Regions from separate parts of the Homo sapiens genome. Here region 1 is linked to region 2. The links are chromatin contacts, found by Hi-C or POLR2A ChIA-PET in ENCODE. All regions are on one chromosome and are shown on one strand. The core of a region is the stretch at or near the end of the contact, and the rest is flanking DNA. Distances in the headings are between cores, read along the strand shown. Region 1 holds the start of LINC02664 (long intergenic non-protein coding RNA 2664). Region 2 overlaps LOC105376481 (a long non-coding RNA gene).

What was found. Hi-C counts contacts between places; a loop is a spot of excess contacts on that map. ChIA-PET counts read pairs that join two places held with the same protein, here RNA polymerase II (POLR2A).
Region 1: a loop to region 2 is called in a map with no recorded cell type, with 2.2 times the contacts of the local background. The contact joins the promoter of LINC02664 here to the enhancer-like site in region 2. A Hi-C loop is called at or near these places in 1 of 37 single-sample maps with no recorded cell type. POLR2A ChIA-PET finds 5 or more read pairs at or near these places in 1 of 52 experiments (RWPE1).

Annotation. Positions count from the first base shown.
Region 1 is chr10:31,185,494-31,190,123 of GRCh38, forward strand. LINC02664 (long intergenic non-protein coding RNA 2664) reads left to right here and starts at 2,390. Exons shown (of 3, transcript NR_134478.1): 1 at 2,390-2,706.
Region 2 is chr10:31,061,129-31,065,866 of GRCh38, forward strand. The region is part of intron 1 of LOC105376481 (a long non-coding RNA gene); the gene reads left to right. Among named protein-coding and RNA genes, the nearest start is that of ZNF438, 32 kb to the left of the region's middle. Within about 2 kb of position 3,428, at least 10 of the 41 ENCODE cell types and tissues checked have a DNase peak (open chromatin) inside an H3K27ac peak, as active enhancers do.

The DNA.
Region 1 (4,630 bases), core at 1,140-3,639, 120 kb after region 2:
TCTTGTACGTGAATCTACATACAGTATTTTTGTGAAGCATATTTGAATCTATTATAACTATTAAAATATACTGAACTTGGCCGGATGCCTCATGCCTGAAATCCCAGCACTTTGGGAGGCTGAGGTGGGCAGATGACTTGTGCCCAGGAATTTGAGATCAGCCTGGGCAACATGGTGAGACCCAGTCTCTACAAAAAATACAAACATTAGCCAGGCGCCGGGGCGTGCGCTTGTGGTCCCAGCTACTTGGGAAGTGGAGACAGGAGGAGGCAGAGGTTGCACTGAGCCAAGATCCTGCCACTGTACTCCAGCTTGGGTGACAGAGTGAGACCCTGTACCCCGACCCCCCAAAAAAAAGAAAGAAAAAAATATAGAGAGAGAGATAACTCAAAATCAATATCACAAATTGTGTTTGATCTTGCTATGCCACAAAGTACTACACCAAGATTTTCACTAATCAAAATTTTTAAATCTTATTTCAACTTTTTCTTTAAAAATATTTATTTTTTACATTTTATAATGTTCATAATATGTTAATATATAATATTTAACATAAAATAGTAGGTATTAAAGCCTGGTGACATAGGTAAATAAATATAGATGTTAGATAAGAAATATTTTAAAAGTAAATATATTAGAAACACATGCTCAAAAGTTTTTTCTGATGGGGCACGTGATATGTAGTCTTTTACAGCGAATAGACAATCAGAAACAGCAAAGAAAATGGGTTAGTTTAGTTCTTTATAAAATCTATCAGAGAAAATATACATAACATACCAACCCTAAAGTATGCATTGATCCTTTATTGCCAAGCAAGCCAAATTGGGAAGCTAATTACATAAACGTTTTTAGAACTGTTCAACAAAGTCGTCCATTTACCTTTGGTTAAAAGTCAAATTGTTGGAGCACAGCCCTAGAGACGCTGATTCAGCAAGATGAGTATAGACCCAAAAATCTGGATTTTTCACAGCACTGAAATAACTCCTCATTTTGAAGATGAGGAGAGTAAGATCTAGAGAGTTAACATGACTTGGCCAATGGTATGTGGGGAGTTCACCAACCAGAGCCAGGGCTAGAGCCACCCCAGCCCTGTTATTTCCCTGTGCAGCGCCCCCCTTTGGCACATCCTGCTCCTCAAATGAAACTCTGGTGCCTGCCTACTTAGATATTAGCAGATTGGAGGAAAGCAATCAAGGGGCTCCAATTTCAATGCTTCAGCTAGAAACCACTCGTCACTTGCAAAATTATCCTTTGAATTTTCTGGTGAGACTAATGGCCACAGCACTTTATAGAGCTAAAAACAAAAAGCTATTGTTAGGTTTGTTATTGTTGCCATGTTGCTAGGAGAGCCTCTGCGATGGAATGTGCCATTCAATACAAGCTTTGCTTCTCTGGTACAACCCTACCATGTTCAAGGGACATGGCCCAGGTGCAAGGGGAGTGAGACCATACATTGCAAGGCCAAGGCCAGAACAGCAAGAGAAAGGGGAGATTTCCTCTCGGGCTTTGTGGGAGAAGAATCAAAGACTAGCACACAAGTCCTGAAATAACAACAGAGTTCTTCAAATTTAAGAAATAAGCATACATGAAAATTCCAAATGTTATGCTGCTTTGCTTTTGTGGTCCCTAAACCTGCCCATTGCTCATTTGGTTATAGCAAACAGCAGTAAAATGGTCCTGAAATGTATAAGACTGTATTTTGTTGGAAGTAGGCCATGCCCTGGCCCCAAGTTTGATTCACTGTTCTTGGAAATACTCCAAGCATGGTGGTGGTATGAGAGTGGGATATTCACCCAAACACCTAGTTGATCAGATCAGCAAATACAGGCAAGGAGGGTGGCAGATGAACAGAACTGGATACACGTGTGTAAGACAAGTGACAATGTCCTCAATTATATGCTGGAATGAAAAGCACATGTCCACCTCTTCAAGCACCTGAATTCCAAATGCCATCACTTTCCTTTGTTATTTGCATCCTAGAAAATACACCTCCAAGGATAATGTGTGCATATATATACATATATTTCCAGGGTGAGAGAAAGCATGAAGAATAAAGGGAGAATTAACGTACCATTTAACATTTTTGAAATGTTTGAAAACTGCCACTGGGAAAATGGTATACCTCTTGCTTAAAAAATGACACATTTTATTTAAAAATATTCCGCATTTTTTATTTCAGGGGAAGGGGAGGTAAGGGCTGTTGTTTTGTAAAACCTCCCAAGGCTGAGCATGGCTGTCATTTCTGGAGTCTTTCTGCTGAGGCCATTTCTCCTGTGACCATGGGCTAAAGGGCACAGCCGCGTGCCCCCACAGCTGCTTCTGAATTCTGAGCACAGGCCAGAGGAGGGGAAGGGCCGGATGTTTGCAGAAGCAGAGCCGACCCTTGGGTAAAAATGGGAAAACAAAAAGTGGTCAGGATGGATTCCAGAGTAGTTGGAGTTATAGGGAAATCTTCACTGCCAATGTTCTCTAGATCCTCAGCACTACGCCCTGGCCAGCCCCGAAGTCGTGGAGCCCCCCTCCTGCCCTGGGCTGGCCACCTCTCTCACTGGATGAGTGATGTGCTCTGGCTCAAAGGCTGAGGGGGCAGGTGGAGGATGCCTGCCGCGGAACGTGGGTGCTCCCTCCATCAGAATCTTCTCACTGGGAGAGGATCTGCGGCCGTCACCTGCAGCCCCGGTCCTGGCAGAGCTTTTGGAGAAAATGGTAATGTTTGCCTGGTCACTGGGACCACAACTCAAGGGTGGAGGGTACTGGAACGGGATGGGCTGAGGGGTTCCAGGTTCCACTCAGCTGCCCAAGGGCTGGAGGGATCTATGGCCCTATCCCTAAGGGAGGAAAGAAAGCCTTTGCCCTCCATGAAAGGATTCAAGGGGTCTTAGGGCCTTCTTAGTGGCCCTGAGGTCATGATGCTAGTTTGTGCTGTGCTCTGTAGGCTGCCATTGTATTTTGCTATTGTGGGAAAACAGAGGCAGTGCAAGGACTGAGGAAGAAGAATGTAATTCTGTTGGGGGCTTGGAAATCCCCAGCAGGGGCCACCCATGGAAGAGGACACCCCAAGTGCCTGCCCTGGGCCAGGGGAGAAGAAAACGGAGTGCCCAAGGCCTCAGCTTCTCCACTAAGCACCTGTTCCCTCTGCAAGGGGAGAGGGCCACCAGCTGAACCAGTGTCACCTTGCTCAGATCCCAGAACTTGGGCTCCAGAAGCAGCAGTCAGAAGCTTCTGGAGCAGCTCATAGACCCCTGGCCCAGGCCTCCTGCACTCTCTGGTGGTCCTGTAGCAGCCTCCCACTGAAAATGTCCTCTCACTGCTTCTGCAGAATTATGCCACAAGGGAGAAGCAGCTGGCAATACATGTGATTGGATTTTTCTTTTGTTTTGTTATAATGAGAAAGTGAAGGAATACTCATGGGCCAATTTGTAGAGAGAGAGAGAGAGAGAGAGAACATATGAAACATGCCATAAGGAAGGTGGTCTCTCATTTCACTGCACATTGTTTGGCAAAGATGATGTCATTTCATTCACATGTCGAAAGTAATTGGTCCCTTACCAACCACCTATGAAATTAAGAGCATTTCACATAGATAGCTGGAAGATTCAGGGAGCATGGTTTTCATTTATGATTATTTTCAAAGTGAAATGTTTGCCAGACTAAACAACAAAGTTCTTTGCTTGTTTCAAGAGTCCTTTGAGTGTGAATCATGCCTTGATCGACTATGTTTTTTCATTTGTAGTCTTTACTGAGTCTCCGAACGATGGTGCACCTAATTAGTCATCACCAGCACATTATCACTGGAGATAGACAACCCAAATCCAAAGACTTCATGCAGAGTTTTCTGATGGAGTTCCTCAGACACTCTATTTTTCCAGTTCAGCTCACAGTCTTGGGCATCAGATGCTTTTTCCCACCCTCTAACTTTGTCCCCATCTTTTCTAACAAAAACACAATTACTTTTTGCTCTCAATTCAAGATTCCGGGACTAGTAAGATGATACCAGGGTTGGGTATCCACTGAACAGGAATAGCCAGAAAGATCCAGGAACTGAAATTGGGTTAGCAGATTAGAGCTTCGGTGACCCTGAGAAGTTGAGCCCCCAAACCATGGCTGTACCCTAGGAGAGGCAGAGCCAAGGGGTTTGGCATCAGCCAGATATTGCAAACCCGAGAAGGCAATACCCACAATCCAGGAGCTCAGAAATCAGAGATGCAGCTAGGTAACAAACACAGGTTGTGGGAGCCAGGAATAAGCCAGGGAGAGGATGGGGAAAGGCCCCATGGCTGTCACATGCCTCCCGCCAGGGCCAACTGGAATCCTACCTGTGGAGGCTGGGCCCATTGGGGACCCCAAGCAGCACCCACAGCCTGGAGTGTCAAAGTGGGTGGAAGCAGCAGGCACCTGACAGCAATTGCAAGGGAGCAACTATTCCATGTTTTTTGACGCATGCAGCAGTTCCGAGGTGATGCGCGTAAGCATTCTCAGCCTCATTGGGTTCTTCTGTACATCAACTGTAGTGATGCCTGCATTTCACAAAATGTGAAACTCAACGGTGGCTGTGTACAAACATGAAGAAGAAGGGATGCAATATTCAGCTCATGTAGACGAAGTATCGTTTCATGTGGTGACAGGGTAG
Region 2 (4,738 bases), core at 2,178-4,677:
AAAAAAAAGTGTTAGCACTTCCCTAGTCGCTCTCTTGCTCCTGCTCCTGCTATGTGAGACGTCTTGCTCCCTCTTCGCCTTCCACCATGTTTGGAAGCTTCCTGAGGCTGCCCCAGAAGCAGAAGCTGCTATAGTTCCTGCACAGCCTGCAGAGCCAAAAACCCCATTTCTTTATAAATCTCCCAGTTTTAGATATTTCTTTATAGCAGTGTGAGAACAGACTAATACCTGTATTATATGTATAGTGTATTCTTAAAATGGAGTAAGCTAGAGAAAATAAAATGTTATTAAGAAAATCCTAAGAGAAAATACATTTACTATTCATTAAGTGGAAGTGGATCATCATAAAGGTTTTCATCCTCATTGTCTTCATGCTGAGTAGGCTAAGGGGAGGAGGAGGAGGCAGAGAAGGGATTGGTCTTGCTGTCTCGGGGTAACAAAGGTCCCCAGGTATAAATGCATCGACCGGTTTAAACCCGCGTTGTTCAAGGGTCCACTGTAATTTAGACTTAACACAGGCCAGAAACACACATCCTTGGGCAGAATTTGTCTAACAACTCTTGTTGTTCTTTTTGTTTTGTTTTGTTTTGTTTGTTTTGAGACAGAGTCTTGCTCTGTTGCCCAGGCTATAGTGCAGTGGCACGATCTCAGCTCACTGCAACCTCTGCCTCCTGGGTTCAAGTGATTCTTCTGACTCAGTCTCCCTAGTAGCTGGCATTACAGGCATGTGCCACCATGCCCGGCTCATTTTTATATTTTTAGTAGTGATAGGGTTTCATTATGTTGGCCAGGCTGATCTCAAACTCCTGACCTCAAGCAATCCACCTGCCTTGGCCTCCCAACGTGCTGGGATTACAGGCGTGAGCCACCACACCCGGCCAAATTTGTCTAACAACTCCTGTTTCATGCGCATAACAAAAAGTTCATTGCTGTGGAGAACAAGCTGTCTTGACACAGCAGATCAGTGTGCAGATGGTGGTCCGGGAATGATGTAGAAACAACCATATTATCTCTGTGGCATTTCCTCCTGAATAGTGCTTACTGAGGAGTGCGTGTCCTCAGTGTGAAGGTTCTCTTCCCATGTGAGAGCACTGCTTACTTTGTGGGGAACCCTGAGGAATTTGACAGTCCTCGGTAAGATGGAAAGATCTGGAAAAATCCCTCCAGATAGTTTAATCTCACACTTTAAATACATTACCTCCCAGGCGCGGTGGCTCACGCCTGTAATCCCAGCACTTTGGGAGGCCGAGGTGGGTGGATCATCTGAGGTCAGGCGTTCAAGACCAGCCTGACCAACATGGTGAAACCCCATCTCTACTAAAAATACAAAATTAGCCGGGCGTAGTTGCGCATGCCTGTAATCTCAGCTACTCGGGAGGCTGAGGCAGAAGAATGGCTTGAGCCCAGGAAGCGGAGGTTGCAGTGAGCCGAGATCACGCCATTACACTCCAGCCTGGGCAACAAGAACGAAACTCCGTCTCAGAAGCAAGACGAAACAAAACAAAACACATTGCCACGGGAGAGTGTAAAGAGGAAACAGCAAAAGGCACAGGGACCGAAATTTGGGGAGTATATACCTTCAGAGCACTTGAAGAAGAATAAAGGGAAGAAAATGAGAAGGACAACAGGACAAGAAGCAGTTGCCGTGGACTGAGGAAATAAGGCCAAGGCAGTCACTTATCACAATTATGCTTATTTAATTAATGTGTTTGCTTTTGTTAGTAAAAGGGCGTGGCATGTAAGTTGGATGATTATTAAATCATTTCTCCAGCATTCTTGTGCATGTACGTTCAAGAGTTAACATCCCCTGACAAATAATACAGTCAGAAAAGAGATTGGAGGCGAGTTTCACATCTGTTTTACTTTAACCTTTCTACACAGGAAAAACAGTCCTGATGACTTTGCCCAGTTTTTAAACTTGGAATTGTCTTTCATGGAACTGAAAAGCCCTCACACACATTGAAATTAATCTCATGGTGTTGAAACTTCTGGAAAGTCGACGTGGAATTTTCTTCTCAAATTTGAAATCCACATAAGAAAGATGTGCAATTAGTAGACAAATGTGGGGAAACGTTCAACCTCATTAGCAATCCAAGATATACAAATAAAAGCAGCAATAACATAACCTTATTGGTTTGGACCGTTGGTGAGCTCTAGTGCTGGCTTCAACTCTGAAACATTGCTGGAGGGAGTACGACTGGGACAATCCCTATAGAAAAATAATTTGGCAATGCATTTTCAGAACTCCAAAACAGCCTGGCTCTGTGTTTTTTTGGAGTTTAATTTGAAATCTATAAAATAAAAAAATACATATAGGAAGGTTTTGTTTCACCTTTATTTATAAGATACTAAGTGTACCTAAAATGGGTAGTAGTTTTGGTTGGTATTCTGAGAAGCAGAGCCTGAGATAGGGATTCTTTCTTTCCTTTTTTTTTTTTTTTTTTTGAGACGGAGTCTCCATCTGTCACCCAGGCTGGAGTGCAGTGGTGTGATCTTGGCTCACTGCAACCTCCACCTCCCGGGTTCAAGTGATTCTCCTGCCTCAGCCTCCCCAGTAGCTGGGACTGCAGGTGCACACCACCACACCTAGCTAATATTTGTATTTTTAGTAGAGATGGGGTTTCATCATATTGACTAGGCTTGTCTCAAACTCCTGACCTGAAGTGATCTGCCCACCTCAGCCTCCCAAAGTGCTGAGATTACAGGCGTGAACCACCATGCCTGGCCGTGGGATGGGGATTCTTGTGCAGTGACGTGGTGAGACAGCGCTTGGGGGTAAAACCTGTAAGAGACACAGCAGCATGTGGCCGAGGATGGAGCTTGATGCTATTGTGGGTTAAGCTGAAGTCTGGTCTCAGTCTGAGCCCATGGGGAGCTCTGAAGTGTGAACAACCCCACAGCATTGTCCTCCCTTGAAGCAAGGGTCTGGGCTTCTGCACAGTGTCACTCATTGGATGAACATTACATTTCCAAGTGAGGCAGCTCCTGTCAACTCTCGAGAGTGGCTCAGCTCATAGCACGTGGGGGATGGAGATTCTGGCTTAGAAAGGGGATGTGGATGCTGGCAGCACCCCTTTCCTATGCAGGGTGGAGGATAAGGCTGCTGTATAGAACCCAGGTCAGTTGATTTATATAGGGCCGATCTCCTGGGCGAGAGGGTTAGATTTGGATCCCTTTTCTTTTGGGAACTGCATGTTGTGAGTGGCTTCTTCCAGTGGGAGCTACTAAATTGTTTCTCCAGTACTCCCTGCTTGCTTCCCTCCCTCCACCTTCTACCACCACTCTGGCCAAAGAAGAACAGTAGAAGAGATTGACTAAAACAAAACAGGAGATGCTAACTGGTGGGTGGACAGCAGAAATCTGGCTTTGACCACTTCAAAAGTGGGGGAATCTGTCTGTTTTTCTGGTTAGTGCTAACCTGATGTTTCACAGTAACAGAACGCATGACTCAGAAGCAGGCCCAGTCTCCTCTGGGAGCATCTGTCCTGTTTTGATTCGGGCTGTGGAGTGTGTAACTTTTAATCCAAAAAATGTGCAGCTCTATACAATCCCTTTTGAATGATACAGAGAGTGGAGAATCAGGCTGGTGTTTTGCATATGATCTTCTCAGCTTTCATTTCCCCGTTTAATCTTTTTGTTTATCTTCCTGGAGAACTTTAAAGAGAAATTGGAAGGAATCGCAAAGTTATCAGGAATAGCCAGTCTTTTGCCCAGTTCATTCGAATAGTTTTTAAATGGAGAAAAAAAGTCTTCACACATTTGAGAACTTTTTTTGAGAATTCTTTCAAATTGATGTCTTTTTACTAAAGACCTCCTGTTTCAACCAGATATTTCTGCATACACTTTAGAAATAAATGATAAATATGTAAATTTAAAAGTAATACGTGCAATGCATTGAGGTTTTTCTGCCTGAAGCCTTAAAAATATTCAAGGGACAATAGACATGAAGTTATAGGAGCCTGCAACAACAGAGGGGCATAAAATTCAGGAGGGACCCAAGAGGTCAAGTGCGTGTGTTTTCAGCTCAAATTCCTGCTTTACCACTTAACACCTGTGGCTTTGGAACAGGAACTTAACCTCTCCAAGCCTCACCTTCTTCAACTACATAAATGGAAATGATATTTCTCCCTCCATAGGGCAGCATGGTAGTGCTGAGGGGCGGAGACATTTGTGCTGCAGGCTCCAGAGCCACGTGCTGGGCTGTCAGTGTCTGCTTCACAACACACTAGCTGCCTGACCTTAGGCACATTAGCCCCTCTGGGCTTCTGTTTCCTTTCCTGAAAATTGAGCACTTACCTTCTAAGAGGCGATTTGAGGATAAATTAGTTACCACTGGAATGTATATATATACGATGGAATACTACTCAGCCCTAAAAAGGAATGAATTAATGGCATTTGCAGCAACCTGGATGGGATTGGAGACTATTATTCTAAGTGAAGTAACTCAGGAACGGAAAACCAAGCATAGTATGTTCTCACTCATGAGTGGGAGCTAAGCTGTGAGGATGTAAAGGCATAAGAATGACACAATGGACTTTGGGGACTCAGGGGGAAAGGGTGGGAAGGGGGTGAGGGATAAAAGACTACAAATCAGGTTCACTGTATACTATTCAGGTGATGGGTGCACCAAAATCTCAAAATCACTGCTGAAGAACTTACTCATATGACCAAATACTACCTGTTTCCCAATAGCCTATGGAAATAAAAGCATTTTTTAAAAAAGAAGAGGACTTGGCAC